2 separate regions of the Mus musculus genome follow, and region 2 is linked to region 1. A link is a loop called in an ENCODE intact Hi-C map of the cell type or tissue named here. Cell type or tissue: left cerebral cortex. All regions are shown on one strand.

Region 1 (2,500 bases):
AGATCAGACCGGTTGTCTCGGCATCACAGAATTTAAGTAATTCTTACATTTACATAATAAAGGCCCCAAAGTGCACAGGGCTGATGCTGGCATTTGATGTATCGAAGATAAACCCCTCTGAGTGAGTAAGCACACATGTGGGGATGAGAACACATACAGTGATGAGTGGTGGCTGTGCTGTCAGGCACTTACTGGGGGCCTTGTTGCATCTCCTCCATGGAGAACAGAGAGGATGCGGTAATTTGTTCTCCGTAGATTCAGCCTTCTAATCTAAACAGAATGCAACCTGGTTTCAAGTTCATACATCATTCGAGCAGAAACCTTCCATCTTGATTACCAGCCTAGGTCAAAGCAACCGTCCCCAGCACGTAATCGCTACCAAATCATGGCTTCTAATAGATGCTCCCCATATTTATAAATGAACTTGGGTGACCTGCAGTTGGCCGGTGAGAGGGAAGAACATGAGACTGAAAATAGACACAGAGACAGGAATTAGAACTCGAGGACGCAACCTCGCTTAAAGCATTTAAACCTGAGTGCCACATCCCTTCCCTCTGGGGGAGACGAGGGAGTCGATTCTACGCAGCTAACTGCCAAGAAACCACATGCAGACAGTCTGAAAGGCTGAAATCCAGAACCTGGGCAATTAAACATCCATTTGGTGAACGTCGCTGGGTGCTCCCATTGCAAGTTGATATCGTAAAGACAAAGCAGCATTTATAATAGGGGAATTACCTTCACAACCGAGTTTTCACTCTGGGGTTAAGTGGGAAACCACTTGGAAGACGACGATCCATTGACAGCAAAACAAGAAAGATAGTGAGTGAGAAGCAAACAGTCTATAGGCTCTGCGGGCTGCCACTCAGGGCTGCAAAGACTAGTACTTACATAGTCATTTTACCAAATGAATTTTTGTAATCATGCCTCATGGTCACGTTAATCAATTGTTCACATAACTATCAACAATAGGCAAGATATCTTTTTGAGGGCGTCTTTAACAACAGTTTGTAGACAGCACATAAGCACAGGATAGATCACTCAAACCCATGCTTAAAGAACAAAAAAAAAAAACAGTTCTGAGAACAGAACATGCTAAATTGGGCGGGGCGGGGCGGGGCGGGGGCGGGGAGAGGTTGCTACTTACTAATAAGCATGACCTTCTTCATAAAGCTGCAAACAAGCCTTAACAAGGGCAGAGGAGAACGCGGGGCTGGGAGTGGACACTGATCTGTACGCTCATCTCAGAAATTCTGCTATAACAGAAGTCAGCTGGTGAGTTAAATTGAGTAAGAAACCCCTGGGCTAAAGCGCGAGACTGTCTTCCTCAGCTTGGGCTTGAACCGCAGACTGCAGTGAGCAGCAGGTGAATAAAGGCCAGCTAGCATGGGGAAAAGCCCCTAGAGCTGAAGGAGGCAGAAGACCTAACCAAGGTGGCACGAGTGACCTCTGGCACCATCTAGAGGTTTCTCCTGGGAGGAGTCGCAAAAGAAGCCACAGCAATCAGAGGTGTCGCTGTGCACCTAACAACCACGCAGCAAACAAGCTCTAACAGCTTCCTAGAAACACTGAGATCTCCGACACCCTTGGGTTAGAACTGAATTGACCAAGGGTCCCAGGAACAAGAAGGTTAGGGCGCCAAAAAATACAAACTATCATTTACACCCCTAACTACGCTGCAGCCTGCTGTGCCCTGCAAACCAAGGCCAGCGTTACATACGAGCACCCACCTTCTTCCTGAGCATCGGTGCTTTGGACAGCTTCATAAAGGTCAGGTGGGGCTTAAAAGTTCTGCTTTCTCCAGCTAGGATGCCTTTTTCCCGAAATGTTCTTTTCGCAGTCTCTGAAGAAGATAAAAAGAACACAAAAGTGCTACTGTAACACACAGTTATCTTTAGTTATTAAGAGGTTGATTCAAGAGATGACTAACTGTATTATAAGGAAGATCATATTATGGTTTCCAATTTGCATTTTATGGGTTTTGTGTGTGTGTGTGTGTGTGTGTGTGTGTGTGTGTGTGTGTGTGTTTCTCATGCTTTTTTGTATTCGTTTTGTTTTATTCTGGTTATCTTGTTTTATTTGCCTGTGTGTTTCCTAATGAGAGAGAGAAAGGTGGGGAGGATCTGGGAGAAGATGAGGAGGGGAAAACATAATCAGAATTTATTGCATAAAAATATTCAATTAAAAATAATCATCCTCTGTGGAGAAAGAGGAACACTCCTCCATTGTTGGTGGGATTGCAAGCTTGTACAACCACTCTGGAAATCAGTCTGGCGGTTCCTCAGAAAACTGGACATAGTACTACCAGAGGATCCCGCAATACCTCTCCTGGGCATATATCCAGAAGATGTCCCAACCAGTAAGAAGGACACATGCTCCACTATGTTCATAGCAGCCTTATTTATAATAGCCAGAAGCTGGAAAGAACCCAGATGCCCCTCAACAGAGGAATGGATACAGAAAATGTGGTACATTTACACAATGGGGTACTACTCAGCTATTA
Region 2 (2,500 bases), 370 kb before region 1:
ACATCAACATAAATCTCTATTATTTAAACTACACAGTCTTTCATATCATGTCCACAGCAAACAGAACACTGAATGTTAAGTCTTTCAGGCTACTCTTCAACTAGAAAATTAAACAGTTCATCTCAGTAGCTATGGTACAGTAAACAATGCTATATACAGTGATTGGATATCATTTACATTTGTTGGGAAGCTAAGTTTCTGCCAGACTATGACTGGAAAATCACCAGCTTCTTGCCCATAAGCTCTCAGGAAGCAGTGCCTGCTTCACTGTTAGAGCAGAGCAGCTTCAGTTGCCTGAAACCCACATGAGAGATGGGAGTGGGAATGTGTCTTTACTGGTAAACTGTTTGTCTAGCAAGCAGGAAGCCCTGAGTTCAATCCTAACCCAAACCCTAGCACACCTAACCCTAACCCCAGGTCCAATCTGAAACCTAACCCAACACTTCTTCCTGGCAGATAGTCTCAGGGGCGTCCCATCTCTCGCCATGAGAAATAGAAGGATCAAATATTCAAGGTCACTCTGCTACATAGTAAGTTCATGGTCAACTTGGGATACAAAATACCCTGTCTCAAAACTATAAAATAAAATGAAGACGCCATGGAAACTCAAGATGGTCCTTACACGATTCCCCAGAAGCCCCTCTAATTCTCCAACATTGTGTTAAATTTAAATATTTTATTGGGAGGGTACTACACTGGTATGCCTTTTTGTAAGTCATCTATGCTTGAGGTAGGAGTTCCTAGTAATGAGGGTACCCGAGTCACGTGCTTCTATAAGAAACTATAATAAGCTCATTGTTTTACCAAGCTGGATTTGAATGAGATTTTTTTTTTTTTGAGGCAGGGTTACTCTGTGTAGCCTTGGCTGTCCTGGAACTCACTTTGTAGACCAGGCTGGCCTTGAACTCAGAAATCCACCTGCCTCTGCCTCCCAAGTGCTGGGATTAAAGGCGTGCACCATCACCGCCCGGCAAGATCCTTTCTTTAATCTGTCAATGTCCTCTATTTAGGGTTTATAAACATTTATTTACATCTCCCCAAAGAGGGAAAAGTCCTGTGAGAACTTATCTCCAGTCATGAAAACCAATTAAAAAAATATGGACTTAAATACCAAAGCTAGAACAAAGTTTCTGGAAGAAAACATTGACGAATAGCCTTTGGATAGACAAAAATTTCTTCATACTAAGACAATAAAAAAAAAAGTTTTCAGAAATTTACCAGGATGATGGGAAAATTGTTTTAAAATGATGTACTTAGTACCGCCACTTATTTGCGAATTAACAATAAAGGGTTTATTCTTTTTTTTTTTTTCAACATTCAATAAACGATGACGACACGCCCATCACTGTGCTAGCAACTGAGGGTACCATAGTGAAGACATGGGTCCTATTGGGCAAGAATAACGTGGTATCAACTGCTTCACGAGGTCAGCTCTTGACAGTCACCCACTTGGTTCTGGCCACAGCCCTTGTGATTCGGATCTGCAAATGAAACTCCAAACAGGTCGCAGTTCCGGCTCCAGCCAGGAGAGGGTGGCCTTGCCCGGGATCAAGCAGCGCTGTCAGCTTACGGGGTCACCTCTACGAGCGGAACCAACAGGCTGAGATACAGATTTCAGAGGGGCTGGTAACGGGTAAGCACCGGGCGGGCTCATTCGCCTGGCACCGAAGGAAGTAACAGAGCAAGAGAGAGCGGCGGCTTCCTGCTGGTGGCTCCGCCCCTCCGCTCCATTCTTTCCCGACCCTGGCTCTCACCCGTCTGTCGCCGGGTTCCCCGGGAGCCCGGGGCTCGATGGTACCGATGGAGACGCAACTGCAGAGCATTTTCGAGGAGGTGGTGGTGAGTGCCACTGTCCGTAAGCCAGAGCCATGGCTCCGGGAAGTGCAGGCTGCGTGCGGCTCCAGGCTGCGGGCCTGGGCCAGCTCCTTTCCCGCCCCTATGTTGACATAGGCGTCTGAACCGGGGTGGCGGTCCCCCCATCCCCGGACTGCTGCCAGATCTAAGAAAGTGCTGTTAGTTCCCGCCGCGGTCCCCATAAAAGTGTCGTGCTCTATCTGTATTGCCCGGGAATATTTCTCTCGGGGACATCTCCCACCCCGCCCCCTTTTAGTAGTCAGATCGTTTACTAGTTTTTGTTTGTTTGCAGAAAACAGAAATTATAGAAGAGGCCTTCCCAGGGTGAGTATGTGGCAGGCAGATCTTTGTGTGTGTGTGTGTGTTTTTTTAATTGTTGTTTGTAGATTTATCTTTGTTAGATTCCACTTAAGTTGGTTTTGAGGAGTTAAAAAAAATCTACCTTGCAGGATGTGTACCTGTTTAAAACTAGCAGCAGATAATGTGATTTTTGTTTTTTCAGAATGTTTATGGATACCCCCGAGGATGAAAAAACAAAACTAATTAGCTGCTTGGCGGCCTTCCGGCAGTTTTGGAGTGGACTTTCTCAGGTGAGACATTTCATGTTGAACATCCACTTAATGACGTTTGACGCCTTCCTTTTTAC

What was found. Hi-C counts contacts between places; a loop is a spot of excess contacts. Peaks named below come from ENCODE experiments on the same cell type or tissue, not always from the same donor. Only the 100,000 strongest peaks of a DNase experiment are listed, where the experiment ranks them.
Region 2: a loop joins it to region 1, with 3 times the contacts of the local background. A loop is called at or near these places in 4 of 42 quality-filtered maps.

What each region holds. Positions count from the first base shown.
Region 1 is chr10:25,237,899-25,240,398 of GRCm38, forward strand. It overlaps Akap7 (A kinase (PRKA) anchor protein 7), which reads right to left. Exons shown (of 8, transcript NM_001379238.1): 6 at 1,728-1,840. Among named protein-coding and RNA genes, the nearest start is that of Gm25016, 27 kb to the right of the region's middle. In left cerebral cortex, a CTCF peak has its summit at 1,483 (motif pointing left); a DNase peak (open chromatin) is centred at 1,451.
Region 2 is chr10:24,868,308-24,870,807 of GRCm38, forward strand. Med23 (mediator complex subunit 23) reads left to right here and starts at 1,679. Exons shown (of 30, transcript NM_001166416.1): 1 at 1,679-1,839; 2 at 2,147-2,178; 3 at 2,357-2,444. The coding sequence starts at 1,792. In left cerebral cortex, a CTCF peak has its summit at 1,527 (motif pointing right); a DNase peak (open chromatin) is centred at 1,585; H3K4me3 peaks cover 1,302 bases; H3K27ac peaks cover 643 bases.